Regions from separate parts of the Homo sapiens genome. Here region 2 is linked to region 1. Evidence: read pairs that join two places in POLR2A ChIA-PET (ENCODE). Cell type or tissue: GM12878. All regions are shown on one strand. Links, peaks and the distances in the headings refer to the core of each region. The heading gives the core; the rest is flanking DNA. Region 1 overlaps PARP9 (poly(ADP-ribose) polymerase family member 9). Region 2 overlaps PARP14 (poly(ADP-ribose) polymerase family member 14).

Region 1 (15,712 bases), core at 4,034-12,033:
CTTTCTTTCTTTCTTTCTTTCTTTCTTTCTTTCTTTTTTTTTTGAGACAGAGTTTCGCTTTTGTTGCCCAGGCTGGAGTGCAATGGTTCGATCTTGGTTCACTGCAACCTCTGCCTCCTGGGTTCAAGTGATTCTCCTGCCTCAGCCTCCTGAGTAGCTGGGATTACAAGCATGGGCCACCATGCCTGGCTAATTTTTTTTGTATTTTTAGTAGAGACAGAGTTTCTCCATGTTGGTCAGATTGGTCTTGAACTCCCAACCTCAGGTGATGCGCCCACCTCGGCCTCCCAAAGTGCCGGGATTACAGGCGTGAGCCACCGTGCCCAGCCCCGAGATGGCATTTCAATAGTATAATTTCCTAGTTAGCTCTAGGGCTCTGTTAAAAGGATCTCTCCAGATCCAAATTCCCACGTGTATCCTGATGAGTTTAGTCCCGCTGAATGGGAGATACTTGAGTGTACCTCACATTACCAATGTATAACTTCATTGGCGAGAGGGCTCAAGGTAAGTAATTTTAGCGTTCCTAATGCTGTCAGTGACAAATAAATACAATAAAACTTGATAAAAGAAATAAGTTAATCAGATGGAATGTGTCTACACTTGAGTGCTGCATCTGAAGAATTAGAAATGTATACTTTTCCCCATGGCTTGGGCTTGAGTTTTACCACTGCCAAAATTCCATGTAATTGCCTCTTAGACAATCAAGGTTATTACAAGTAAATAAAATTGTGTTTGTGTATGTGTTCACAAATAACCCTGATTGTCAAAAGAGAGCAAAAAAATAGCTCACAAAGGCTTATGATCTAACAAAGAACCAGAATGTTTGATCCCTCCTCTCTCCTTCTGTCTCTTACCCACATCCATACATACACGCTCACACCCAAAAGAAGAAACAATGGGGAGAATTTACTTTCTAATTTGATAGAAAGTTACTCACCTAACGAGCGCCAAAGGCCTCGCTCCTTTTTCCTTGCCATTTCCTCCTGTACTTTACAAAGCATATCTTCAATGTTCATAACCACCTCAATGAGGTCAGCCCGGGCTCCTTCAATCTCTAACTCTGTCCTTCCTGGGCTGATAATTTCTGTGATGGAGACACTTGAAGTTTTCTGAAGCTGAGACAAAATGTCATGTTCCTTTCTCCCAAGGTACAGAATATGATTATTCTCAATGATGTGGTGGTTCTGGAGACTCAGGATTCTTTGGATCCATGCGTGGGCCTCATACATCTCTTCCACGTTGAATCCCATCAGATTGATGGCAGGAGATCTAGCTTCAAGCCCATTTTCTCTTTTCTCCTCTCTGGTTGACTGGGGGACTGAAATGACTATAATAAGCAACCATGGAAGACTAGCAGTTTTTTGTTTTTTTTTTGAGATGGAGTCTCGCTCTGTCTCACAAGCTGGAGTGCAGTGCTGCGATCTCAGCTCACTGCAAGCTCCGCCTCCCGGGTTCACGCCATTCTCCTGCCTCAGCCTCCCGAGTAGCTGGGACTACAGGCGCCCGCCACCAAGCCCGGCTAATTTTTTGTATTTTTAGTCGAGACGGGGTTTCACCGTGTTAGCCGGGATGGTCTCAATCTCCCGACCTCGTGATCTGCCTGCCTCGGCCTCCCACAGTGCCAGGATTACAGGCGTGAGCCAACGTGCCCGGCCGACTAGTGGGTTTTAAAACAGTGCAGAACAAAACACCATGGCCAGTGTTTTACCCCTATGATATTGTCACCACTGTCAGCAGTAGCAGCTTCAATTAAGTACCTATCTCTGAAAGCTGCATTGGGTATGAAGGAAATCAACCTGTATCGTTTACAGCCTCCTTGGGAACACAGAGTTTAGCTTGTAATGGATTAGCTTTATCGTCTCTTGCCTCTGCTATGTTGCATTTGGCAGTTCACAGATGAGTTCACCTTGTGATCTCACCCTGGATGTTAACTAAGTATTATTTCCTGCTGAATAGGATTTTCCTTAACCTCTTGCTACTAGTTTTAAAATCAAACATCTCTGAAAGACACAGAGCTTGAAGAGTCAAAATTATTTTTTAAAAAACAAACATGAATCTCTGATTTTAAGAATAATACATGTTTATTATTTAAAAATTGGGAAATTATCGACATATAATGGAAAGAAGAAATACCTGTAATTCCACTACTCAGGATTCCTCACAACCTTATGAGAAAGATACTAGTAGTTGTCCCATCTCACCAACAAGGAAACTGATTCACAGAGTCATTAAGTAACTTGCCCATGGCTATAGGACTAGTTAGTGGTGGCCATGAAGCTAGTAGGTATGGGCATCTGACTCCAGTGCTCCCACATATGCCTCCCAGTGAGTAATATCTGAATAGCAGTGGAAATTCTCATCTTTCTCCTGAGATCTCAGTTGTGTGGTACAGGAGCTACAAAAGAAGTATAAGGACAGACCTAGAAGTAAGATGGGGAGGATGGCCTTCCTCTGAGTAAAGATAAAAAAGACAAAAGCCAAGGTTTTAGACAACAGTAAGAAGTAACCCAGGTTTTATATTGGAGGCATACTTTTTTTAAAACCCTTGTTCTGTCTAGGAGATTATATTATTTTTTAGGAGAAAATAAAAACAATGCATAGTGATATTGCATTTATCCATTATTATCAAGAGAAACTTCTTTTTCTTCTTCTTCTTCCTCTTCTTCCTTTCTCCTCTCCCTCCCCCTACCCCTTTCTTCTCCTCCTCCTCCTTCTACTACTACTTTTTTTTTTTTTTTTTTTTTTTAGAGACAGGGTGTCACTATGCTGGTCTTGACCTCCTGGCCTCAAGCAATACACCCACCTTGGCCTCCCAAAGCACTGGGACTACAGGCATGAGTCAGCATGCCTGGCCAATAATCATAATAATAATAATACTAATTTTTTTTTTGAGACAGAGTCTCGCTCTGTTGCCCAGGCTGGAGTGCAGTGGTGCAATCTTGGCTCACTGCAAGCTCCGCCTCCCGGGTTCACACCAGGCTGTCGCCCAGGCTGGAGTGTAGTGGCGCAATCTCGGCTCACTGCAGCCTCCGCCTCCTGGGTTCAGACGATTCTCCTGCTGCAGCCTCCCGAGTAGCTGGGATTACAGGCGCCCACCACCACACCCGGCTAATTTTTGTACTTTTAGTAGAGATGGGGTTTCACCATGTTGGCCAGGCTGGTCTTGAACTCCTGACCTCATGATCTGCTCGCCTTGGCCTCCCAAAGTGCTGGGATTACAGGCGTGAGCCACTGCACCCGGCCAATAATTATTATTCTAACTTTAGTATATGTGTTGGCAAAGCGAGCACTATTCTTCTAGATAAGTAAATTGTTCGGATCACTAAAGGATAACTCTTCTAGCACCAAAATACACTGAATTTTAACTCTGAGTTATCTATTTATTTTTTTGAGACCAAGTCTCCCTCCGTTGCCCAAGCTGGAGTGCAGTGGCACAATCTCAGCTCACTGCAACCTCCGCCTCCTGGGTTCAAGCGATTCTCCTGCCTCAGCCTCCTGAGTAGTTGGGATTACAGGCACACGCCACCATGCCTGGCTAATTCTTTTTTGTATTTTTAGTAGAGATAAGGTTTCACCATGTTGGCCAAACTGGTCTCGAACTCCTGACCTCAGGTGATCCACTTGCCTCGGCCTCCCAAAGTGCTGGGATTACAGGCATGAGCCACCGTGCCCGGCTGAATTAAATATTTCTAATGATAACGTACCACCTCTCTGCCTTCCTAAATAGTTTTTTGTTTGTTTGTTTGTTTTTTGTTTTTTTTTGAGACAGTTTCCCTCTTGTTGCTCAGGCTGGAGTGCAATGGCGCAATCTTGGCTCACTGCAATCTCCACCTCCCACGTTTAAGCGATTCTCCTGCCTCAGCCTCCCGAGTAGCTGGGATTACAGACATGTGCCACCATGCCCGGCTAATTTTGTATTTTTAGCAGAGATGGGATTTCTCCATGTTAGTCAGGCTGGTCTCGAACTCCCGACCTCAGGTGATCCGCCTGCCTCAGCCTCCCAAAGTGCTGGGATTACAGGCGTAAGCCACGGTGCCCGGCCCTTCCTAAATAGTTTATTTAACCTTTCCTTGATAATCTGAGATCATCATCATTAATCATTTTGTTTATTTGTCACCCAGGTTGGAGTGCAGTGGCACAATCATGGCTCACTGCAGCCTTGACCTCCCCGGGCTTAGGTGATCCTCCCATCTCAGCCTCCCAAGTAGCTGGGACTATAGGTATGCACCACCACACCTGGCTAATTTTTGTATTTTTTGTAGAGATGGGTTTTAACATCTTGCCCAGGCTGGTCTCGAACTCCTGACCTCAAGTGATCCACCTGCCCTGGCCTCCCAAAGTGCTGGGATTACAGGCTTGAGCCGCCATGTCCCTTGATTAATCATCTCCATGTTAATTATTGTCCTGTGCTATATAATTCCTTTACAGATGTCCGCAAGAATTACTGAATTAAATGGTGACATTTGCCGCCATTATTCAGATTAATGACATACAGACCTTTTTATGTTCCTTTTTTATGTTATCCTCACCTAAAACTCCTCTTATGTACCCACCATGGATTCCCTGTGGTTCCCCAAACATGCACTGGATTTCTTTGCTCCTGTGGGTTTTCTCTACCTTGGATGCCCCACCCTACCCTCTCTGGACATTGGAAATCTTGCCATGCTCAAAGCCCAGCTTAGAACCATCTCATTCATGAAGCCATTCTTGATCTTTTCCAGTCAAAAGGAATCCCTTTCTCCCCTTAGCTAACTGGGGAGTTTGTCTATCTTCCCAGTCATTATTTATTGCCTGGCATTTGTTTAATGCTTTCAATTTATAGAACACTTTTACATACATAATCTATTATCCTCACAATGTCTGTTATTATCATCATTATACAGATAAATAAACAGGATCATAAAAGGCACAGTTCCAGGCCAGAACTGTTAATGCTCTCCTTCCTTACTTACAGCACTGCCAGGCCACTGAACATTCCATCTCAGTCCACCCAAACTCCACTAAAAGAATGATGTTATATGCCTGTAATCCCAACATTTTCGGAGGTGGAGGCAGGCAGATCACTTGAGCCCAGGAGTTTAAGACCAGTCTGGGCAACATGGCGAAACCCCGTCTCTACCAAAAAAAAAATTAAATAAAATAATAAAATAAATTAGCTGGGTGTGGTGGCATGTGCCTGTAGTCCAAGCTACTTGGGAGACTTAGGTGGGAGGATGGCTTGAGCCTGTGAAGCAGAGGATGCAGTGAGCTGAGATCACGCCACTGCACTCCAACCAGAGTGACAGAGTCAGAACTTGTCTCAAAAAGAAAAGAAAATATGCTCGGCATCAAAATTGACTAGGGAGCATTCAAAATAGATATGCTTGGCCCAGACCCAGAGTCCCTGAATCAGCATCTGTAGAGTTGGGACAAATACATATTTTGGGGGTTTTGCGTTTGTTTGTTTTTTAAAGTTTCCATCATGATCCCAGTGATTACTTGGGTTTGAGTAACACTGAGTTAACCCATTTATCTGGCATTACTGAGATGTGTTTTCCATAATTACAATAAGTAACCCTATTTAGATGTTCAGAGCAGAAAGAGTGACTGAATGCCAGTTTATGGAAGCCAGAACTTTTCCTTGGGAAAAAATTATAGATATCTATTTATGAATCAACCACCCACATCTTGGATTATCCACTGCAACTCAACCTTCCTCTGTTCATATCATGAAACTGGACCAAGCAAGAAAAGAATCATGATCAGGGTAGAGAGTAGGCAGGTATCCAAGCAGGACCACAATGCAATACCTTTGGCTTATTTATTCTTCTTCTCCCCTCCGTTAGTTCAGATGATCAAGAATAGAATGAGCCAATGGTGGGCGACCCTACTTATTGGCCTGTGAATTTCTTACTCACCACTGTAATTGTTCAAACTCAGCATCTTGGACCTCTTTGCCATTTCAGAACTGAAAGCCTACAAGAAGCAAAACAGAGCAGAGAGTCATAAGCAGGGCTGATAGCCATTGTCATCAAAGTCTCCCTCTCTGCACACACAGCACTTGACTTCATCCACTCTGTCAGTCCCATTCCTACTACCACAAATCTAAAGCAGCCTTTAGGAAAGTCCCAGAGAAGAGGACCTCAGTCTATTAGAACACGGAAAGAATAAGCATAGGAAAAATGGAGATGAAATCAAAATCTGGTATAAATAAAGAAGACTATACATTCCGAGACAAAATATAACCGTGCATTCATTCAACAGATTTTAATGCCCTGCTTGTGCTAAACTAAAGCTGTGGATATGTCACTGAAGAAGAAAACTATAGGTAACTAATAAAACACAAATTCATTTAAAAATGGTATACACACCAAACTTGGTCTGTAAATTGAATAATAAAATAATCTGTTTTATGTAAGTTAATTCCTATAGAGTGCTTAAAATTGTTCCTGGCTTGTAGTAAACATTAAGTACATGGTAGCTATTGTAATTGTTATTATATGAAAGTCTATAGACAAAGATTTGTGCATATTGCAACACAGATCCATTAACATAATGTCTATTAGAAATAACACATCTCACTTAGCTTTTGGAGCCATGGTATTCACTGTCTTCCTTGTTCAAAGTAGATACAATTGGCAATATAGATGGTCCTGACTTACAATGGTTTGATTTAGGACTTTTAGGCTTTATTGATGGTGCAGAAGTGATATACATTCAGTGGAAACTGTACTTGGAATTTTTAATCTTGAGCTTTTCCCAGGCTGTTGACATGTAGTAAGATGCTCTTTCATGATGCTGGGCGGCGGCAGCAAGCCAAGCTCTCAGTCAGCCACGTGATCACAAGAGTAAACACTGTATTCAATAAGTTACATGAGATACGCAACACTTTATAAAGTAGGCTTGCGTTAGATGATTTTTCCCAACTATAGGCAAATATAAGTGTTCTGAACATGTTTAAGGTAGGATAGGCTAAGCTATAATGTTTGGTAGGTTAGGTGTATTAAATGCATTTATCTCACTACAACTTATTTAGGAAGAAAATACATGCTTATTAAAAGGCTTATTAGAAGATGTATACATTATGTCTGCACACATACCTCCATGTGGATATAATGTAGTGTTAATGCTGAAAAGAGCCTGAAGGAATGGTCAACATTCACTTTTAATGTAAATTACTGTGTAAAATAATCCTCTTGTTTGAGTTACAAAACTGAAAGATGTATCATTCTCTGTGTTTCTGTTTAATGGTTCAGAACAAGGCTTTGAGGGCAGACAGACACCAAGGTTGATCTTGGTTTGGCCATGTAACTAGCTGTGTGCATATTAACCTCTGGGTTATGTTTTTGGATTTGTAAAATGGAGACGACAACAGTGGCTTCATCAAAAGATTAAGGGGAGAAGGAGATAAGACACCTTCTCAGCACAGTGCCTGACAGACACAATACATGGCACTATATATATATATATATATATATATATATATATATATATATATATACACACACACACATACACACACATATACATACACACATATATATACACATACATATATACACACACACACACATATATATATACACGTATTTTTTTTTCTTTTTTTTTTTTTTTGAGATGGCCCTGGCTGGCGTGCAGTGGTGCAATCTCGGGTCACTGCAACCTCCGTCTCCCTGGTTCAAGTGATTCTCCTGCCTCAGCCTCCCAAGGAGCTGGGATTACAGGCACGTACCACCATGCCCTTCTAAGTTTTGTATTTTTAGTAGAGCTGGGGTTTCACCATGTTGGCCAGACTGGTCTCGAATTCCTGACCTCAGGTGATCCGCCCAGCTCAGCCTCCCAAAGGGCTGGGATTACAGGCATGAGCCACCAAGCCCGGCCCCCTACGGCACTATTTTTATTATTAGTCCCTGGGGGAGCGCTCAGACCGTGGTTGATCTTTCCATTTTTCTTAAACTGTCATGCATATTTTTGTTTGTATGTTGGAGAGAATGAACCTTCTTTTCTAGATGTGGTTAATTCCTCTTGTATGAAAATGGTGCTTCATAAAGTTCAGGGGCTGGGCACGGTGGCTCACGTCTGTAATCCCAGAATTTTGGGAGGCTGAGGTGGGAGGATTACTTGAGTCCAGGAGTTTGAGATTGGCCTGGGCAACATAGTGAGACCCCACTTCCACAAAAAATAAAAGTATTAGCCAGGCATGGTGGCGCATGCCTGTAGGTCTAACTACTCAGGAGGCTGAGATGGGAGGATTGCTTGAGCCTGGGAGGCTGAGGCTTCAGGGAGTTATGATCACACCACTGCACTCCAGCCGAGGCAGCAGAGCGACATCCTGTCTCAAAAAAAAGGAAATTAAAAAAAGAAATAGTTCAGGGAGGTGATCAGGGCACCTATCTGGGCTTAGAGATAATCCTCTGCATGGGAAACTGATGAACTTCATCTGAAGGACAGGATTATTCATTTTATCAGAAGGTGAGCTACTTCCTTGGGTCATGCACCACCATCTCACCAGTTAGCTGTGGGTGAGGCGCAGTGGGATACTGGAGCTGGCATACAATGACTCAAGACAGCTTGCTGTGACCATCTCTTCTAAATCTGTTTTCAGTGATGTCATATCAACAGCTTGAAAGCAGCCACAGAAATCAGCAAATGCTACAAATCTCCCCGTGTTTAATTGGGCAGCAGAAGGAATAAGAACTTTTATACTTGCTCCAAGAAAGAGCAAGCTGGAACAAGTATAAATTCACTTCCATATAGGCAGAGATAAAATGGCAACCATGCACATAGAGCAGGCCAAGAGGTGGGAATATGAGCAGTCAGAGAACTAATGTTTGCAGCCACTCTCTGCAAGGCAAACCTTGCAAGGCCCTCTATATCCAAAATCCAGACACATGCCGAGAAGTCTCTCTAAAACTCGGATGTTGCTGTTGGCAGAATCAGAAACCTATATCTTGAAAACCTATTTTAGGTTGCTGTATCTTATTTCCTTTCCTTTTTATTCTTCCCTAACATCATTAAAGTCTTTCTCGAAAATGCCAGCTAAGTGAGAATAAAGCAGAGATGGTCGGTACTTTAAAGGCAGAACAGCACTGCAATATATACTAATTATGCTGAAAATATCACAGTTTATTCACATGCTAGGAACTCAGCTTGATCTGTCCACCCAAACAAAAAGCTGAGATGAAGTGCACTCAGACACATAAGACAAGCTCCCCTCCAACACATGGACCCCAAATGTGTTAGACCACAGCTGATTTCCTTCCGAGGTCACCTACAGATGAGCTAAAAAAGAATGGGTTGAATTTGAGGGCAGTACTGGAGACATGGCAAAACTAGCCAGGCATACCACTGCTGTTAAAGAAATTGGAAAGAAAAGATAAACAATTCACTGAATTTAGTAACAATTCAGCACTCAGTGAACTACAGCTCATTACAGTTGATGTAACAGCTAACCTTCTACTCTGTGCTAGGTACTATTCTAAGTGTTTTACAGGTATTAACTCATTTTTTTTTTTTTTGAGATGGAGTTTCACTCTTGTTGCCCAAGCCCGGGTGCAATGGTGCGATCTCAGCTCACTCCAACCTCCGCCTCCTGGGTTCAAGCAATTCTCCTGCCTCAGCCTCCCGAGTAGCTGGGATTACAGGTGTGTGCCACCACGCCTGGCTAATTTTTTGTATTTTTAGTAGAAACGGGATTTCATCATGTTAGCTACACTGGTCTCAAACTCGTGACCTCAGATGATCCGCCTGCCTCAGCCTCCCAAAGTGCTGGGATTACAGGCGTGAGCCACCTCACCCACCTGTATTAACTCATTTCATCTTCACAACAGCTCCATAAGATGGTAATCAGTATCCCTCTTTTAAGGATGAGGAAACTGAGGCACAGATAAGTAAACTAACTTGCCCAAGGTTATATAGCCAGCGAGAGGCAAAGCTGAGACTGATGGGGATTTTAGAGGGAAAACTGATTGAGGAGGAGAAGACAGGCCAGGCATATTGGCTCACACCTATTATCCCAGAGCTTTGGGAGGCTGAGATGGGAAGATCACTTGAGCCCAGGAGCTCAAGACCAGATTGGGCAACATAGTAAGACTGCTTTTCTACAAAAAATTTAAAAATTAGCCAGGCATGGTAGCATGTGCCTGTAGTGCCTGCTACTCAAGAGGCTGGAGTGGGAGGATCACTTGAGCCCAGGAGTTCAAGACTGCAGTGAGCTATGATTGTGCCACTGCACTCCAGCCTGAGCAACAGAGCAAGATCACATCTGTTTAAAAAAAAAAAGAGAGAGAGAGAGAAGACAAAGAATTTGCCTTAAATACACTGGATTTGAGATGACGGTCAGAGATCCAAGTGGAAATGAGAGAGGATTGGCTAAGAAGACAGGACTTCACAGAAGTTGTAAGAACAGTTGTGTTCTTGAAGGGAGAGAGATGAGAGAGGGGCAAGGACCCCACACTGAAACTAGAAGGTTGCTTACCTTTAAGGAGCAGAGGGAAGAATAAGTGCCATTAAAAGAAAAGACAGAAGCTAGGTAGTGGGTAAACATGGCTTCTTTGTTTTTTGTTTTGTTTTGTTTTGTTTTTGAGATGGAGTTTCACTCTTGTTGCTCAGGCTGGAGTACAATGGCGTGATCTCGGCTCACCACAATCTCCGCCTCCCAGGTTCAAGCTATTCTCTTGCCTCAGCCTCCCTAGTAGCTGGGATTAAAGGCATGTGCCACCACGCCCAGCTAATTTTGTATTTTTAGTAGAGACAGGGTTTCTCCATGTTGGTCAGGTTGGTCTAGAACTCCCGACCTCAGGTGATCCGCCTGCCTCCGCCTCCCAGAGTGCTGGGATTACAGGTGTGAGCCACCGTGTCTTGCCAAACATGGCTTCTATAATGACATGTTTTACTAGGTCAGAGGTGGACAATCTGTAAAAATTAAACTTCACCAAGTTAGAACACCACCACACTGTACAGCACCTAGCCCTGCATCCCCTGCATCTTACATTGTAGATACTAAACAGATGTTGCTGAATGAATGAATGAATGAATGAACAGTAGGACATTTCTAAGATATTAACTTACCTTATATATCTCCAAATCTGTTGGAAAGATCACAAATTTTACAGTTAACTGGTGTTTTACATGGTCTTTGGCAAATGTTAAAACTTCATCAAACAAAATCTCTGCTGCTGTTTCCTTCTTTATTTCCATGTTTCCAGTCCCAAGGGCAGGAAAGGAAATGGAAGTTATATTTTGCTCAATGCATTTTTCCAAACACTCCTTCATTGCATGTTTTAATATCTGCAGGAAAACACAAATTTAAGATCAGCATTTGAGTCAAGAACAAGACTCCACTTACCCCTTGATCCTGCCCATATTTTACAATGTCCACCTTCACCCTCCCTCAGGGTTCGTGTCCCTGCCTCCTCAGATGACAGGAAAGGTCCCACTCCAGAGGGAACCCATTATGGTATAAGGTTAGATGGTGAGAAACTGAAGCAATAGAGTGGCCATCTTGTGCTATTCAGGACATGAGGGCACTAGAATTTCTCCCAGTTTATATAGCCTTACCCATCCCCCCAGGTCAGAGAGCCAACCATCTGTTTACCCCATTCACCTGCCCCTTCCAGGTCAACGTCAAGAGCCCTTGAATTTTCATAAAGGAGATCGAGATTAAAATAAGAAAGCAGCACTTATTCAACATCATTAAGATCTATCATGTAATTTCTCTTGGAGAAATGCTAATATTTTTGGCAGATTTAAATTTCTACCAACTGTTAACATCAAAGTAATACAGGAATGTTGCCCATGGAAGGACTTTGGAAAACTGAGGGATAGAGGGAGACTAGAGGACCAGTTTGGGATTAGAGAGCTCTCAAGAAGGGACCAGAAATGGTGAAGAAGAAAGATAGACAAAGGCAGAGAAGGGGATTAAGTTTCCCTCTTTTCACCATCTGAGTGGGTTCCTCCTATTCTTTAATGCTTTTATTTTATTTTATTTTATATTTTATTTTTTGAGACAGAGTCTCACTCTGTCATCCAGGCTAGAGGGCAGTGGCGCGATCTCGGCTCACTGCAACCTTTGCCTCCTGAGTTCGTTAATGCTTGTATTTTATGTGCCTCAGTGGAGAGTGGGCTAGACAGCCAGGCTCCACTGCAGGCATGGGTGGGAAGAGACCTCAGGTAATAGATTTGATTGGAATGATGCTGGAGGGGGAACCCCAGCTGCTCCAGGAATATAACACATGGAGGGACATAAGAGGCTGAATCCCTTGCCTACTTAGGAAAAGGCCAACGAGGTCACTGGGTATGTTGGGGTGAACCAGTGTTCAGACTGAGGGAATACTAGTTTCAGTGTCTATCTGCAGTATGCCTACTTAAAATTTAGACATGGGTTAGGTAACATTTTAAACTTCTTTGTTGTTTTGTTTGTTTTTTGAGACAGTCTCTGTCACCCAGGCTAGAGTGCAGCAGTGTGATCACAGCTCACTGCAGCCTCAATCTCCTGGGCTCAAGTGATCCTCCTACCTCAGCCTCCCGAGTAGCTGGGACTACAGGTGTGCACCACCACACCTGGCTAATTTTTTTTTTCTTTTTGGTAGAGATGGGGGTCTTGCTATGTTGCTTAGGCTGGTCTCAGACTCCTGGGCTCAAGTGATCCTCCCACCTTGGCCTCCCAAAGCGCTGGACTCACAGGCATGAGCCACTGCGACAGACCTAAATCAAACTTCTTAAGATAACTTATGGCAACTGTACCTGTTCAGTATTTCTGGTACTCGCAGGTGTGCTAAAAATTGAGAACTATACCACTTGACAAAATATTTCATGAATGTAATGAAATGATGGAAATTTGTTTAAAAAAAAAAGACTGTATAGACTATGGAGCTAAATAAAGCCACATTTATTTTAAACTTACCTGAGGTTTAGGAAATTCTGAATGCCACAGTACATGGTATATATATTTACAGAACAAGTTAAATCCTTTTGTGACCAGTACCAACTGGGACCGTTGAAACTGTTTAGCCTTTGTGGCAAGAAATTCCGATTTCATTTCAACTCCTGCTTGTTGTAGAATTGACTTTGCCACAGGTCCAACTGTAATATCATGTGGGTTTACAGAATTAACAATTACATCTGCCTGAAAAGGGAAGAAAGGGTAGGATTCATTGTTAAATTCCTTCTTCTTAAATGACTAATTTAAATCTTTACTTCCCTGAAGAGCTTTGAAAAATACTCTTTGAAGATCCTAAATTCTAAAAAATTTCATTAATAATGAATAGAAACTCGTATTTCCAAAGAGTGATTATTTGATTGCCATGAACGAAGCTGAATTACATAATTCAGAAATTATGTAAATGTACGGATGATATAATTTTCATTGCAAACATCTGTTTGCCCCTTGCTGTATTACCTTACCAGATGGCTAGATTCTGAGTATTCCCTGTGATTTGTTTTAAGTTCTGTCGATAAATGGTTTCATCTCTGCCCGACCACCATGACTTTTTGCTATTTCGTCGTGGGTTTTTGTTTTGTCTCGTTTTAAATAGGAAATAAAATTTCTTGGAGAATTTCCACCTTCTAATGTTTTTATGGTTTAAGGTATAAGAAACTTAACAAGGTTAAAGAAACTCCAAATGGGACAAAAAGGTCTTCAATGAAAAGTAGGTCCCCTTCTTGGTCAGGTTCCCAGACCCCCCCACTCACCCACCCATCTTATGTGCAACCAAGTTCTTCATCTCTCTCTTCAGAAATAGACTGTACATATACATGAGCTGTACTTTAGATAACATCGTCTCCTAGTTAACCCTCAGAGCTGTGCTAAAAATGATAGTGTCCTTCCTTCCCCCATGCCCAGATTCCCCTAATCATTCTATTGACTTTGGCTCCCTTTCAGGGTAACTCAGGTATTTCTTCACTGATGTTAATGAATGCTTCATTTTGAAAGCACAATTAGAATTTGCAATTTGGGGGCACCGACACCCTTTAAAAATTGTAATGTTCCTAACGTTGCTGGCAATAAATATACCTTAAAAAATTCAGTTAAAGGGATAAGTTACTCAACTAGGATGCTTCCATTTTAGTTTTAAATTTGTGTGTTAATGACTTCTCAAATATTTCATTTCATGAACTCCCCTCAGTCTTCCCTCTAATTGTCTTATAGGCAATAAGTGTTATTGGTTTGTTTGTTTTACCAGTGTCTAAGACTATTTGATTGTGGTCACGAGAGTCTTAAGTGTGACATCACTGATCCAGAAGAAAAAAAAAGAATAAAGCCTTATATTCATTCTCACCCTCTGTTGTGGTGCCTTCTCCCTCCTGCCCCCTCCACTTATTTATCTTTAATTTGCTGAACCCTTAGATGCATGCCCAGACCAGGCCTTGAGGCTATAGGGATGAATAAGCCAAGATCTCCATCTTTAAGGTGCTCTCCGTCTAGCAGGGGAGCTGCACTGACTCAGAAATACCTAGGTTCACCGCTACCCTGACTCCTTCCCCTTCCCTGCCAGCATCCTCACCTTTGTGCCCAGTGACCCCCAGCTAAATGCTTAGTTGCACCTTGCATTCTCCACAGCCCCTGGCAGAGTTATATTCTGTGTATAAACACACAGACTATGACTTAGAGCTCCACCTGTGTCTCCTGACTGTAGTCAAGCCCATTATTTTCTGTCAATTCCTCTGCATCTCTCTGATCAAGTCACTCTGACCACCCAGAAAGCTTCCCCTCCTGCCAATCATACCCATCGAAACTTGAGATCACATTCAAAACTCATACCTTCTGAAGCAATCTTTCTTGGTCCACTATACTCCACTCTTGTCACAAATTTACATACTCTTAAGTATTATTTTTGTTTACTATTGATAGGTTGCTTCAGAAATGTTGAGATGGTTTTTCTCCCCAGAGAGATTTTTCAAATAAAGAATATTTTTATAATAAAGAATATAATTGATTTTAGGTTCCTTGGGATCAAAGATTGTTCTAATTCCTCCGGGTGCCTAAGATAATAGCAACAGCCATAATAATGATAAATACTTATTATGTGCCAAGCACTACTCTAAGCATTTTATGTATATTGATCCCAGCTCTAAGATATAAATGCTATTATTATCCTCAATGTACAAATGAGGAAACTGAAGAACAAAAGATAAAGTAACTTGCTTTGGGTTACCCAGTTAATAAATAGCAAAGCTGGTATTCAAATCCAGATGGCCTGGCACTGAATGCTATATTATTATTATTATTATTTTTAGAGTCAAAGTCAAAGTCTTGCTCTGTTGCCCTGGCAGGAATCACTGCAGCCTTGAACTCATGGGCTCAAGTGCGCCTCCTGCCTTAGTCTCCCAAAGTAGTTGGGACTACAGATGTGCATCACCATGCCCTGATAATTTTTTTTTTTTTTTGAGACAGGGTCTTGCTATGTTCCTCAGGCTGGTCTTGAACACCTGGGCTCAAGTGATCCTCCTGTCTCAACCTCCCAAAGTGCTGGGATTATAGGCATGAGCCACCATGACCAGCCTATTTTAAAAAAAAACTTAAATTAAAATTTTTTAAAGAGATGGGGTCTGGGTATGTTGCCTAGGCTGGCCTCCAACTCCTGGGCTCAAATGGTCCTCCAACCTCAGGCTCTCAAGTAGCTGGGTTACAGGCATGTACCACTGCATCTGGCTCATATTCTTAATCCAAACAAGATGGTTTCTACATAGTGTTGCATAGTGTACACTCAAAAATTATTTAATTTTCAGGGAT
Region 2 (15,712 bases), core at 4,028-12,027, 140 kb after region 1:
ACTCACTTCTTCCCGTTCTTCATGGACTGAGATATGCTGATTTTCTTCATATCTCTCTGGCTGCTCCTTTTTATAATCGTAACTCACATCTGCGTAGTTCTTGAGGATGTTACAGTGTGCATTCATGGACACCACTTTAAGTGAGGAAACTGAGAGTTGAGAGAAGTTAAGGTATTCACTCAGCTATTTGTGGTAGAGTTGGAATTCAAATCCAGATCTTTGGACTCTATGTCCACTGTTCAGTTGTTTCACTACAGCCAAGCTGCCTGATATGCTAATCTATTAATTTGTTCATTTTTTTTTTTGCAAAAATCTCCCCCTTCTTTTATACTCCTTTTACTATCAGATGTGAGACCTGTTTCTAACTAGGCTCCTGCTTACAGCCACCTAGCCACCTTCCTAAAACGTGACTTTCATCATGGCATGTCCCAGTACCCAATCTTCACTGGCTCCCATTGAAGGATGCTTTAATTTAATTCACTTCAATATAGAATAAATATTGCTACCTTTTGAGTACCTCCTGAGTGTCAGGTCCTGTACCAAGTTCTTTATAATGTTTCTTCAATTTAATACACGTGGCACTCATACAAAACAGTCTCCATTAACCTTACAAATAGACAAGAAAACTGAGGCCTTATAAGTATGGCTTATTAGGGAACATGCTCAATATTAAAAAGTCAGTTTAAGGAAGAAATTCAAATCCATGTTTGCTTGCTAAACTTTTCCTCTTTTACTTCACATATAGCCTCTCTTGAGAAACCGACCAAGCCATTGATTGATGGTAATGCAGCCCACGGAAATCATAGAATAATTTTGTAAATAAAGATTGCTTGTCATTTGTCTTTTTTCCCCCCTTTGGACATTTCAGTTCGGCAGAAGGTTCTGGAGAGAAAAAATCATGAGTTGGTATGGCAAGGAAAAGGAACATTCAAGTTAACTGTCCAGTTACCTGCAACCCCAGATGAAATCGATCATGTCTTTGAAGAGGAACTTCTAACAAAAGCAAGTAAACTTTAGGCATGAATAAAAGGGATTTAGGTCTCCCAAGGTGTGTGAGATGGGAATCACCATGAAGAAAATATAGTGGAAAGAAAAGCATGAAGCAAACTGCAGCGAGAAAAGCAGATTACAAATGTAGGGGGAGTGAGGGCAGTGGTAGGGTAGGGTAGTATGGGATAAAGTAGGAGGGGGTACTTTTTTTTTTTTTTTTTGAGACGGAGTCTCGCTCTGTCAACCAGGCTGGAGTACAGTGGTATAATCTTGGCTCACTGCAACCTCTGCCTCCTGGGTTCAAGTGATTCTTCTGCCTTAGCCTCCTGAGTAGCTGTGACTACAGGCATATGCCACTATGCCCAGATAATTTTTATATTTTTAGTAGAGACGGGGTTTCACCATATTGGCCAGGCTGGTATCAAACTCCTGACCTCATGATCGGCCCACCTAGGCCTCCCAAAGTGCTGGGATTACAGTCATGAGCCACCGCACCCTGCTGGGGGTACTTTTTATGTGATTTTAGACACATTTGGAAAAGCCAAGATTTGGGGATTATAATAATGGTGGTTTTGGATGTAAAATTTGGGGTCTGTGTCTCCAGAGTTCTTTATAACCTGTAACCTGTTATATTTGTTTTATTTTCTATGTCATTTTGAGGAGACAGCAATCCATACTACCTGTATTAAGTATTACCCCAATTGTAAAATGGAATAGTAACATTAATGATCCAACAACAGATTGCAGGATTATTGTGAGGGTTGAACAAGATGATCTGTATAAAGCACATGACACAGTTCTTGTTATATATAATAAACACTCAGTAAATGTTTTATTTGTATTTGTTTTATTTATTTCTTTTTTAGAGGCAGGGTCTCACTCTGTTGCCCAGGCTGGAGTGCAGTGGCATGATCATGGCTTGCTGCCTCCTTGACCTCCTGGGCTTAGGTGATCCTCCTACCTCAGCCTCCCCAGTAGCTGGGACTGTAGGCACATGCCACCACACCTGGCTAATTTTTTGTATTTTTTGTAGAGTCGGGGTTTTACCATGTTGCCTAGGCTGCTCTTGAACTGCTGGGCTCATGTGATCCACTTGCCTTGGCCTCCCAAAGTGCTGGGATTACAGGTGTGAGCCACCACACCCGTCCTTAATTTAATTTTTATCTTTTTTAGAGACTGCTTTCATCTGTATCCCAGGCTGGAGTGCAGTGGCACCACCATAGCTCACTGTAATCTTGAACTCCTGGGCTCAAGTGATCCTCCTGCCTCAGCCTCCCAAGTAGCTGGGACTACAGGCATGCATCACTATGCCTGGCTAATTTTTTTTCCTAATTTTTTTTTGTAGAGATGGGGTCTCACTATGTTGCCCAGGCTGGCCTTGAACTCCTGGCCTCAAGCGATCCTCCCACACTGGCCTCCCAAAATGCTGAAATTACAGGTGTGAGCCACCAAGTCCAGCCTCAATAAATATTAAACAAGGGAAAAATTATGAGCTAAGATGTTTCTCTGATGTAGGATGTACCTCATATTCCCAAATGCTTGGTGTTAATTGAGGTTTCTGTTATTTGTGTCTCATCTTCATTGGTGATTTTTGTGACTTGCAAGTGAATATGCCACTATATATGGCCCCAGATGTATTCAAGAGCACCCTTATCAGACCTTTTCATTATTGTTTCTATTTACCCTCCATCTCCAGGCTGGTCCCAGGGACATTTTCTTATGTAAATAAATTGTTAATCATGTATTAATGCTACTTTATTGTTTGTGTTTCAGGAATCCAAGACCAAAGAAGATGTTAAAGAACCAGGTAAAATCTCAGTTGAGATGACTCTGACATTCACCAAGCTGTTTTGCATTTATTAAAGGCAGCACTTGAGGGAGTCAGCCCTCTCTTCTTGACTTCCACTATGCAGGATGTGCTCCGCTGGGAGCTGCCTTGGACTGCATCATCTTCATATTCTGAGCCAGCTGTGCAGAGGGTGGCTTTTAGCGCTCAGGTCATAATGATTGGAACTGCTCTCTCTGGGGACTGGAAGACACCTTGCAATAGAGGGGAGGGCAAAGAAGTGCCAGAGAGCTGGGGATGAGCTGATCTTTACTTTCCACTTGTGCTGAGCCAGCCATAGAGAAGCAAGGACACGATATGTCCAAGGGAGTCACATGTGGCTTAGTTGATGAGCACTGCTTCCTGAGCACTGGGTGTGAGGGTGCTGTGCTCTGGAGCCAAAACAGGAAGTTGTGACTTCTCTGTGAACATAGGCTTTTGAGCATTGGTGCAGGATTGGATTGGAGGATTGCAGTCCTCCCAAAGACAGCAGCTCTTCTGATCTCATCTGCTCTAGGAAACAGCCAGCGACCAATTAGCTGTTGTGGACTCCAATGCTCAACTAGCGTCTGGGCATTGAGCTGCCATGCCACTTGACATTCACTAAAGAAGCAACTAGTTTTCATAGCTAAGCATGCTATTATAAAGGGTAGGAAGTGAACTACACTGAATGAACCGAGCTAGAGAGATAAAGTGGTACATATACCTAAACCTTAAGGAAAATGAACAATGTATAATCATTGTCCTGTAATATTGAAATTATCTTGAGAACATGTAGTTTTCTGCAACTTTCTCTTTTGGAAAATGGCACTAGAGTGAGAGCTGCCTATATTTGGCAAAAAGATTGGATAGAGATATATGGCTTATTTTTGTCTAATATCGATGTCCTGTTAAAACTGTAGAATTTAGTATGCATGGCTTTCTTAGGCAGCTCAGGAGTTTTATGAAATAGGATTTTTTTTTTTGTCTCTTTAGAGTAATTCCTGCTTTCCATTCCTCACTTGTCGAACTGGCTCCCCCAGCTCCCAGTGTTTGTCGTTGGGATCTCCTAAATCCTTATCTTCTTCTTGGAAGATGCCAAAGCGCTATACCGTCAAGCTCAACTTCAGACTAGGAAGTGGTTTTATATGTGCATATTTATTCTTGCTCTATAGCCCTAGATCTAAAATTTAATCACATCTGTGTTTCTTATGACTTCATAGATTTTTACCTTAACTCTGTCTTAACTGACATGTTAGTACTGTTTTAAATTTGCTTAAAACTCCCAAATGTATTCCCAGCGAAAGCCCCAGTCCCCTTCCACCAATAGACTTTTCATTGTCCTGGGAATTTTAGGCCCATTTTCTAACCTGTTTTTACCCGACCTGGACTCTAAGGATAGTAGCCAGCTAGGAATTTGGGTTGTCTACACCAGATACTTAAGTTGGCTCCTTTAAAGGAAGCAGAGGTTCTTTGCTGAATGGTTACCCCACACTGATCCCTGACTATGGCCCTAAGGCTGGGACTCTTGAAATTAATTGGAATGGGGTAGACAGTTTCAGAACTGAGCAAAGTGTGGGTGGAGAATAGGTACTGACTGGATTCTGTTTCTCAGGGATGGGGAACGTACTCTCCGGACAATGAACCACAACCAACGCCACCAACCAATACTCATAATTAATAATTACAACAGCCCTGGTGCAGAAGACATTGCACCATGAATGCACTAAGCATGCCCGAAACCTCATGCAAAAAGTTTAAAACTGAGGCGTCTGCAGGAGCTGACAGGGCAGGGAAAGGCACACACACCAAGATCAGGTGAAGTCAGCACTGAGCTAATGTCCTGTTCCAGGATAAGCTTAGTTGGGCTGGGTCTGAAAGGTGGAAACCAGCACTTGGAAGGTCCTGGAGAAGAGACAAGGGCAAGAGCAGAGAAATACTGCTTACCTGTGGTCGGAAATTCTGGTGTTTTCAAATCCATATCCCCAGCCTGGACTCCTCTCTCAATTCCAGAACTTCTGTCTGACCTTCCTGTTGGGAAGTATATTAGAGCCAACATGCCTGAAGCCACATGTGTCATCTTCCTCCCCAAGCAAGGGCCCTTTCTGGCTTCCTCATTTCTCTTGAAGTACACAATCAGTCTGCTCGTCACCTACTAGACATTTCACGCATCACTCCTTTCACATCTGCTGATCATAGAGACCTATTTATTTTATTTTATTGTTTTTGGAGAGAGGGTTTCATTCTGTTGCTCAGGCTGTCTTGGCTCACTGCAGCCTCGACCTCCCTGGCTCAAGCAATCCTCCCACAGCAGCCTCCTAAGTAGCTGGGGCTATTATAACATGCATTACCATGCCCAGCCAATTTTTAACATTTTTTGTGGAGTCGTGGTCTCACTATGTTACCCAGGCTGGTCTTGAACTCCTGGCCCCAAATGACCCTCCCGCCTTGGCCTCCCAGAGTGCTGAGATTACAGGCATGAGCCACTGCACCCAGCCTCATTTTCTTTTAAAGTTTTCCTTATCCATCCTTCTCTCACCACGGGCCCTTCCTTTTTACCTCACAAGTTCAACATGGCAGGAGCTCCCTGCCTGCTCTGTCTGTGTCTGCCACCCTTCTCCTTAAACCTGACCAGCCCTTTGCACTATTGCTAAATAGCCTGCCATCCTTTTCATGGAAACCTTCCATGACTCACCCTTACCACAAGCTGGGAGATAAAGTCCAGACCACCTTCTGGATCTAGTCTGCTTTTCTGGCCTCATTTTCTTCATTCTGCACAATTGTGCGCCTTTTGAGCCACATCAGTCAAATCACTGTTTTCTAAATTGTCTGATGCAGTTGCAGCACTCTGCCTGTGCTTCTGTTGCTCACCATTCCCTCTAGCCCACTTTTCTCTACCCAATTCCACATACCCTTCAAGACCTGCTGAACTTCCTCCTCTTCTCTCAAGTCTTTCCATGCCAGCCCAGCCCTTTTATCTCTTTCTGGGACTCTTGGCCTGATTGTTAATGCTCTTTTTTGGTCAATTAAGCCTTTCTTGTGGTGAAGCGTCTAATATTGATGGGATTATAAAACTATATTGCTGGAAAGATTCTTTCAGTCCAGTTCACTTAGTCCTATACCCTCATTTTATGATTAAGAGACATGCCCAAGGTCACATGGCTAAAGAGTGGCAGCAGGGATTAAACACATATAGCCTCCTCCCTAGCCCAGCAGTCATTGTGATTTGTCATACCTGTCTCACTTAGTGCTAATTTATGTAGTTGCTTTATGCTTAAGCTATTTTTTTTTTAATTTAGCATGAGTGTGTGTGCATGGCATGATAGCCAGCACACAACAGAGTGGTCTAACTGTTGTAACAAACAACCTCCCAAATCAGTAACCTAACACAACACAAGTTTGTTTGTTTATTTATTCATTTATTTTTCTGAGACGGAATCGCCCAGACTGGAGTGCAGTGGTACAATCTCGGCTCACTGCAACCTCCGCCTCCCAGCTTCAAGCGATTCTCCAGCCTCAGCCTCCTGAGTAGCTGGGATTAGAGGCGTGTGTTACCACACTCGGCTAATTTTTGTATTTTTGGTAGAGACAGGGTTTCATCACATTGGCCAGGCTAGTCTGGAACTCCTGATGTCAAGTGATCCGCCTGCCTCGTTCTCCCAAAGTGCTGGGATTACAGGCATGAGCCACTGCGCCTGGCCACAACACAAGTTTATTTCTCCTTCGCATCACAGTTCAGTGTAGTTGGCAGCTGTGATGGTGGTGGGAGTGTCAGTCACTTCATGTGGTCATTCAGGGACCCAGGCTCCTTCCACCCTTTGACACCATTATCTTTAAATGTGGTTTCCAAGGTCACTGCAAGGGAGAATGGGGTTTCATATTAAGGATATTTATATTGGCCAGGCCTGAAGGTGGAATTCACTTCCACCCATATTCCATTAACTGCAGGGACACTACTGTTGAAACTGAACTGCAGAAAACTTGAGAAATATTGTCCAGGAAGTAAGCAAAATGGATTTGGTGCACACAGAGCATTTTATGTGGCCACTGCGAACATTTACACATGTCATTTTCCTCATATACCTCCATTAGAAAATCTGTAAATTTCTTAACTAATGTTTTTTTATATTCTTACTTCTCCTTACATCCAGGGTCTTGAACACGATAAGAGTCCCCATTGAAAAACTGTCCACAGAATGCCTAAAGATCAGATCGTACCCACCATGCTTCAGTGGACAAGCATACAGTGAGACTGACCTTGTGTGTATGTGTAACTCATTTTTACAGTCAACAGTGGAGAGGAATGAGTCAGCTGGGTGATTGCCATTCAGCGGGCTTCGTATACAGCAGGCCTTGGCCATTTCACTTTCTGTGTGTATTCCTTAATCATTTGCTATAGGGATCCTTTTTTCTTTTCAGTGATGGGAACTTAACTATTTTTTGGAGTATAATGTGTTAGGTGATACCCATGTTTGGGCATCATCAGATAGTCTTGCTTTCCTCCAGTGACCCAAGCAGTAAATCTCCAATTCAGCAAACATTTACTGAGCCTCAATTATATACCATATGCTAGCAATACAAGGATGAATAAACATGTGTCTCGCTTTTGAGAAGCTTTGTTGAATAATTTTAGTCTGGTGCTGTGCTAGAAATAGATATCAAGTGCTAGGAAATATAAGGCAGGTTCCTCAAAAAGGCCAGGCAGAAAAGGGTATAATAAAATTAAACTTCAATTATGTATAATTTTAATATAAAATTCACATATAAAAATAGTCCTATAATGTAAATTGTTCTATAAATGACTATTTACTTAGCTAAGTAATGTGAATATTTTTTCTTATCACTAATAATTTTGGACAAATTTTTAAAATTCATTTCCACAGAGGTTAATATATGTACCCACCAGCAATAAATGAAAATCTTTTTATCCCTATAATGCCTATAATCTTGAAAATACAGACCTATTTTGTCAAAATGAAAATTTAAAAATATGAATTTTAATAATAGGCAATTACATGTTACATGTTGTTTTTATTTAAATAAAGCAAAAAGCCATCCAAGGTCTGTTATTCTGTGAGTTAGCCAAGAGATTGGCAAGGAGAGAGGGCAGTGCCTTGTGATAACTTACTTTGCTAAGACCATGGTAGATAAGTATAACATCTTGTACCTCTTTTGTCTTCCTAAAATCAGATGTGTCAGAAGAATTGGATACAAAACTCCCTCTTGATGGTGGATTAGACAAAATGGAAGATATCCCAGAGGAATGTGAAAATATTTCCTCTTTGGTGGCATTTGAAAACCTCAAGGCAAATGTGACTGACATAATGCTAATCTTGTTAGTGGAGAACATAAGTGGCCTGTCTAATGATGACTTTCAAGTGGAAATAATAAGAGATTTTGATGTTGCTGTTGTTACCTTTCAAAAGCACATAGGTAAGATGAAGTGACACTTCCTCTGCCTGTCTTCTTTGTACCACATCATGAGACTTGAGATACCTCTTAGGGGGACATCTCTGAAAGTTTGACTCTTTCTAGTAGCTACTAAGAGAGGTTTCCAAGTTAATATAGTTTTTTTTATTTTGAAAGTGAAGCATATTCATATTGAAACCAAATTCCATATTTTTAGTAGAATTAACTTTATTGCAGGAGTGCCCAAGTGTGTGTGTGTGACTGAGAGAGAGAGAGAGACAGGCAGAGAGGGTAAGAAAGTGCGTGAACACAGCAAATAGACATCTGAAGTCCAAGTGATTCCAAGTACAGGAGTCGGCTTTTTCACATGTGTTATCTCACTGGGTGAAGTAAATATTTGTATTACCAAACTGGACTTCATGGAAGGTAATGATAACACACTCTCATAGAGTGCTTACTATAAGCCAGGTGCTATGCCAGCCTCTTTACGTGTATTAATTTATTTGTCCTTTCCAAAACCTTATGAGATTATTATTATTGATCCCCATGTTACAGTTGGGGAGACAAAACACAAAGGTGCGAATGCATGGATGAACTGGGTTTGAACCCAGGCAGCCTATCTCTACACCTGTCCTCTTACCTCTTTACCTGATATGTCCTTAGCACTTTCATGGTCATTCACATATGTAGGTATGAGTAAGTGCGTGTGATGCAGACAATGAGTGCTCTTTAAGGTAATTGTCAGGAATCTGTAGACAATCTCTGAGATTGGGAAGAGAGCTGTCACCACCCAAAACAAGTACATTTTCCAATTCTAAGCCTTCACTATTCCATGGCCATGGCAGTGGAGCGGTTAAGAGCACAGGTCATGGAGTCAAAATTCCAGCTCTGCCATTTAACTAGTTATATGAGGTTGGCCAAGTTATTATCCTCCCTATGCCTCACTTTCCTCATCTATAAAATGGTACAATAATACCTACCTAATATAGTTTTTGTAAAGATTGAATGAGATAATGTTTGAAAAGTACTTAACATAGGGCCAGGTGTAGTGGCTCACGCCTGTAATTCCAGCACTTTGGGAGGCCAAGGCAGATGGATTGCCTGAGTCCAGGAGTTTGAGAGCAGCCTGGGCAACATAGTGAAACTGCATCTCTACAAAAAAAATACAAAAATTAGCCAGGCATGGTGGCGCACACCCGTCCTCCCAGCTACTCAGGAGGCTGAGGTGGAAGGATCACTTGAGCTTGGGAGGCAGAGATTGCAGTGAGCCAAGATCATGCCACTGCACTCCAGCCTGGGTGACAGAGTGAGACCCCGTGTCTGAAAAAAAAAAAAAGAAAAGAAAAGAAAAAGAAAAGTGCTTAACAACTTAACGTAGTACCTGAGACGTAGTAATGACTGAAAGGGAGCTATTCTTATTTCAAATTTATTACTGTTTCTTACAAAGGAAAAACTAAATGGACTTGCTTTTGTTCATCGATCAGAATCTTGAATGCTTAATATGTGCCAGGCACTGGTCTAGGTGCTGTGGGCACAGAGATGAATAATCAGGTTCCTGCCCTTGAGAAACTCATAGCCTGGGGTCAGGGAGGAAGCCCATATGTAAACAAATAAAGAAGGTCCAAGAGAAGAAGCTGTCTCTAAGCTGTGAACAAAAAGCTGTGGGAAATGGGAGGAAAGGGACCCAAACAAGGTGGCTTGGTCTTGCTTCTGTGAAGTTTATATTCATAATGTCCAGAATATATTCCATCTGCTTGACATAGATCTTTCCCTATCCATCTGGTAAACCCCTCTTCATTGTTCAAAACCCAGATCAGAGCCACTTACTCTGGGAACCATTGTCTGATTCCCAGTATTAGTCTTCCCACCTCATTTGATCCCACAATAGGCAATTTATTTGCTCTCAAGACTTGCTCCCACATGGATGATGCACTGGCAAAGATTTGTTATATTTATTTCTGTATCCTCAGATCCTAGCACAGTGCCTGGCACATCGTGGGCCCACCATCAATACTTATTATTATTATTATTTTAAGATAGAGTCTTGCTCTGTCGCCCAGGCTGGAATGCAATGCAGTGGCGTGATCTCAGCTCACTACAAGTGATTCTCCTGCCTCAACTTCCTGAGTAGCTGGGACTACAGGCGCGCACAACCATGCCTGGCTAATTTTCGTATTTTTAGTAGAGACGGAGTTTCACTATGTTGGCCAGGCTTTTCTCGAACTCCTGATCTCAGGTGATCCGCCTGCCTTGGCTTCCCAGAGTGCTTAGATTACAGGCATGAACCACCACGCCCGGCCAATACTTATTATTAAAGAGACAATTGAGTTGAGTCCTAAAAGATGAATAGGATCAAGACAAAAACTAGAGAAGAGCATTCCAAATGCAGGAAATTGTATACACAAAGACCCTTTCAAGGAGAAGGGGTTTTACAAAAATAATGACTAGTTTTTGTGGCAACACGGACAATAAAATGAATGGCAGGGAATAACCGAAGGTGATGCTTGGAAATTAGTTTCGAGTCACATCACCAAGGGCATTGTACACCTGGCTGAGGAGTGTCAACGCTCATACCTGCAGGTAATGGGGAGCCATTGAAGGGCTTGAGAAAGGGGTGAAATGAGATTTGTAGGGAAAACCCTCAGGAGGGTTGGTGAGGTCTGGGGCAGGAAGTGGGGACACAGCTCAGTGGCAGCAATCCAAGTAAGACATTCGTGTGTGTGTCGCCCAGCGACTGGGAGTTTTAGGTATGTAAATTCTCATGTAGGTATTAAAATCTTGTGTCTAAAAATGGAGTGCTTAGCTCTTCCTTTTATTTCAATTAGTAGCCAGACATTTTCTTCTATACAACATAAAGATACAATAAAAATTTACTGATTTTCTTTCTTTTTTTTTTTGGTTTGTAGATACTATAAGATTTGTTGATGATTGTACCAAGCACCATTCAATTAAACAACTTCAGCTTTCTCCAAGACTTCTGGAAGTGACAAACACAATCAGGGTTGAAAACCTGCCACCTGGTGCTGATGACTACAGTTTAAAACTTTTCTTTGAAAATCCCTATAATGGAGGGGGAAGAGTTGCCAATGTTGAATATTTTCCTGAAGAGAGTTCAGCTCTGATTGAATTTTTTGACAGAAAAGGTAATATTTATTAACCTGTCATACCTGGCATAATCTAGGCCATTATTAGCAGAGCTTAATAGTTATAAATTTAGTTCTGATGTGTTTTATTTGTTTATTTATGTATTTCTTTGGGAATTGAATAAATAATCCTGTTCATCTGCGATATGATGCTTAATAAGGCCAGTGATTCAGACTTTAGAGAAGCAAAATCAAGTTTTTGAAAGATATAAGGAGGTTTTTTCATGAGTCTCTACCTATGATGGGCTGAAAAATATATTCTTGGGATCTTTGAAATAATATATTAAAAAGGAGATGATCTGTGTTTTAGCCACACACTTGATAGAAGCTCTCAAATTAATTATGACAAGGTTAGGTAAAGAAATACTCAGCAACTCATAGAGTTCCTATAAAGTACCACTCCTTTCACCTATTGTATCATCATTCAAAAATGGACAGGAGTGGTTTCACATGACCAGTGGATGCCTGCTGGACTATTGTTTGGAGTGACCCTGTGAAACCCATGTCTAGCTGAACCTTAGAGAAACACTTCTGAGTGTTTTGTGATATAGACTGCCAGTTCTCTGAGGCATATGCAAGGTCAGCTTGGAGGTTCCACTTGTGTTCAGAAGTCAAGGCTGAGCAGAAGGAATTAGGGGGCCAGGCTTCTTGGGAAAAGAAGGAAAACTGTGCCTGGGATTAATCAGGGTGGGGCATGACATAGGATAATGTGGTATGCCACCCACTTGAGAGAAGTTGTTTCAACAAGGTACTTGAAGGAACCTCCCTTTTCCCAACTCAGTTTTCATGTGTTGGGAAAACTGGATGAAAGTATGGTTTGAATTAAAATGGAATGAAAGACCTACTATTCCTTGGGCAAAGGGACAAAGAGGAGCTTCTGTCACATATTCAAATCTCCCTCTGCCTGGTCTTGGGCCCAGGGAGAGAGAGGGGTACATAAAATCCTCTACCCTAGAAATTAACCTCCCAGTTTGTGGTGAGAGTTGATATTTTCAGGGCTTTCAAACATCTTTAGGGCATGGGGCTGTTGGGTTTGTCCTCAGAAGGGCTATTCTGCACATATACAACTAATGTTAAGTACTATTTAATTAAGGTTTATTTTCTGCCAGAGCTATTCATGTAAACTCTATGAGGCACTCTCAAAGGTTCCCTTTCTCCCTGATCTCTTTGCACCATCTAACTTTTTTGACCACACCTCCTCCTCCAAACTCACTCATTCTCTGTCCTCCACCATCTGTGATTTACTGACTTTCTTTTATGTTCTCTAGCTTCTCCTTTTTATTTTTTATTTTCATTTTATTATGTATTTGAGACAGGGTCTCACTGTCTCTCAGGCTGGAGTGCAGTGGCATGATCATGGCTCACTGCAGCATCAGCCTCCCCAGGCTCAGGTGATCCTTCCACCTCAGCCTCCAGAGTAGCTGGGAGTACAGGTGCATGCCACCATACCCAGCTAATATATTGTATTTTTAGTAGAGATGGAGTTTCGCCATGTTTCCCAGTCTGGTCTTGAACTCCTGGGCTCAAGCAATACTCCCTCCTTTGCCTCCTAAAGTGCTGGGATTATAGGCGTGAGTCACTGCACCCAGCTTAGCTTCTCCTTCTTTTAATTTTAACTTACATTTGCATAGCTTCGCAGGTTATTACCAAGTGCATTCAGACAGTCTTATGGGCATCTTGATTGTTATAATCCCTGTTTTGCACATGACGAAACTGAAGCACAGAAAGGTCCAATAACTTGCCCAAGATTACACAGCTAGTGAGTGACATAGTCAGGATTTGAACTTGGGTATTCTGGTCCCATAACATATACCCTAACTTCTCTCCTCTTTCCAAATCTCCTGTTCACCTATAACGTTAATTTTTCTTATAGGATATTTCACCATTCACAATGGGTTGCCAATAATGAGGCAGATGGTAGATAGAGCTTGGTTTAAAAGAGAATTTATTGTACAATATTGTGTTTTATGTAGATTTCTTGAAAGGAAAAAATTAGGCATTTTACTGTAAAATTATTTGGTTCAACTTCACAAAATCTGTTTTATTTCTTAAGAGAATTTTCATTGAACACCTATGTCTGTAAGATCTTTTGCTGTTTTTTCTGCTACAGTATCTCACAATCCCATTAATAATCTGCACAGTTAGATAAACTTTGTCCTTACAGACAAGAAAAGCAGGATGGAGACTTTAAGGCATATTAAGGTGACATCTGTGATGGTTCTTGAGTCAGACAGACCTGAGTTTGATTCCTGGCCTTGGTGCTTACTAGCTTTGTAATCTTGGCCGAGTTACTTTAACCCACCTAAGCCTCTGTGTTCTTATCTGTAAAATGGGGTTCACATTACTGGTTACTTAGAGGAATGCTGTGAGGTTGAAATGAAATAATACCAGCAAAGAGCCTGGTGCCTGATGGTGCTCAGTAAGTTGGTAATCATAAATACTGCCCAGGCTCAGGGCTGCCACAGAGCCATGTTGAAGCTATAAAGCTCAGGGCTGCCACAGGGAAGTTGAAGCTATATGTTTGGGCCTCTGAAGGCCACTGCTTTTCCCTCATGCTTGATACCAGCTCTAGGACCCAATCATACACAAGGTGAAGTTATTTTTAACATCTTTCCACAAAGGTTGCTCTTTTAACCCAAGTTGTTATTGGAGCACATTCTGATTCCCTTTCTGCAGATGCTCTGCTTAATAACTTACACAAAACGAGGAGGGGCTTGGAAGAGAAGAGCATGCACATGCACACACATGCAAACACACCCAGTGAAGTGGAAAAGGGAGATTCCAGCAGGGCCAGGAGGAGGTGTGGTTCTTACTGAATCATAGTCTGTGGGGCTGGGCTCTCAGAGGACAGTGATGATAACTTGGATTTGGTAGAGGGGCAAGAGGATGGGCGTTGGGGTTGGACAACCACTGAATCTCAGCTGAATTATCTGCAGTCTATGTAACCCTATCCAAGTTATCTAACCTTTCCTAGCCTCAGTTTTAGTAGGATGATAATAATAATGTCTCTACCTCAAATGGTTGTTGTGAGGATGAAATGAATTAAATATATGTAAAGCACTCAGAATAGTGTGTGACACATGCTAAGCTATAATAATTTATTATTATGCTCCTCCTTTTTGAGGTATTAATGTTAATCTAAGTCAACTTTGAAGCCTAAAATTATAGGACTGTACAAGAAGAACAAATAGCATAATACTAAGGTGAGCTTCACTTTGAGCACCAAAATATTTTTTATACTTTGAGCACCAAAATATTTTTTATACTAGGGCAAACATTATTCTCACGATTGTGACCAAACTCATGTATTTCTTAACATGATGGTGATATATCAGTAATATCAGGAAAACAGTAAACAGAATTTAATTAACAAGATTTCAACATAGATGGATCTTGGCTAGAAAGTAATTATTCCATTCAATAAGGGATACCTGTGCACTGCTAACACATATCAGTTTATATTTGAGCACTTTGAGAGTATATTGCTTTTTAATACGCTGTAACATCAAAATTCTACCAACATTAGTTTTTTTTACTCTAAAATGGGAAGATTTTGTTTTGTTTTTCTTTGCCACATATCATCTTGGTCTTACATTGTTTTATTTCTTTCCTTTAAGTGTTAGAAAAACATTAGATTTTTTTTTCTCTAAAATAGGAAAATTTTGTTTTGTTTTTATTTGCCATATATCATCCTGGGCTTACATTATTTTACTTCTTTCCTTTTAAGTGTTAGACACCATCATGGCCACAAAACTCGACTTCAATAAAATGCCACTTTCTGTGTTCCCATACTATGCCTCATTGGGCACAGCCTTGTATGGAAAGGAGAAGCCTCTGATCAAGCTTCCAGCACCATTTGAAGAGTCACTAGATCTTCCCTTATGGAAGTTCTTACAGAAAAAGAATCACCTCATTGAGGAGATAAACGATGAAATGAGGCGTTGTCACTGTGAGCTCACGTGGTCCCAACTCAGTGGTAAAGTTACCATCAGACCAGCAGCCACCTTAGTCAATGAAGGAAGACCGAGAATCAAGACCTGGCAGGCAGATACTTCCACAACACTCTCTAGCATCAGGTCTAAATATAAAGTCAACCCAATTAAAGTGGATCCAACAATGTGGGACACCATAAAAAATGATGTGAAAGATGACAGGATTTTGATTGAGTTTGATACACTTAAGGAGATGGTAATCTTAGCAGGGAAATCAGAGGATGTCCAAAGCATTGAGGTACAAGTCAGGGAGTTAATAGAAAGCACTACTCAAAAAATTAAAAGGGAAGAGCAAAGTTTGAAGGAAAAAATGATCATTTCTCCAGGCAGGTATTTTCTTTTGTGTCACAGCAGTCTACTGGACCATTTACTCA

What was found. ChIA-PET counts read pairs that join two places held together with the same protein. Peaks named below come from ENCODE experiments on the same cell type or tissue, not always from the same donor. Only the 100,000 strongest peaks of a DNase experiment are listed, where the experiment ranks them.
Region 2: POLR2A ChIA-PET joins it to region 1 with 6 read pairs; 2 of 35 experiments call an interaction of 5 or more read pairs at or near these places.

What each region holds. Positions count from the first base shown.
Region 1 is chr3:122,539,535-122,555,246 of GRCh38, forward strand. PARP9 (poly(ADP-ribose) polymerase family member 9) reads right to left here. Exons shown (of 11, transcript NM_001146105.2): 5 at 12,884-13,105; 6 at 11,050-11,268; 7 at 5,898-5,955; 8 at 938-1,318. All of the region lies in intron 4 of LOC105374071 (a long non-coding RNA gene), which reads left to right. Among named protein-coding and RNA genes, the nearest start is that of PARP9, 17 kb to the right of the region's middle. In GM12878, for the core only: no CTCF peak of the experiment used is centred there; no DNase peak of the experiment used is centred there.
Region 2 is chr3:122,684,317-122,700,028 of GRCh38, forward strand. PARP14 (poly(ADP-ribose) polymerase family member 14) reads left to right here. Exons shown (of 17, transcript NM_017554.3): 2 at 869-1,002; 3 at 2,764-2,797; 4 at 7,985-8,227; 5 at 11,110-11,346; 6 at 15,074-15,712. Among named protein-coding and RNA genes, the nearest start is that of PARP14, 11 kb to the left of the region's middle. In GM12878, for the core only: no CTCF peak of the experiment used is centred there; DNase peaks (open chromatin) are centred at 7,085 and 10,895; H3K27ac peaks cover 908 bases.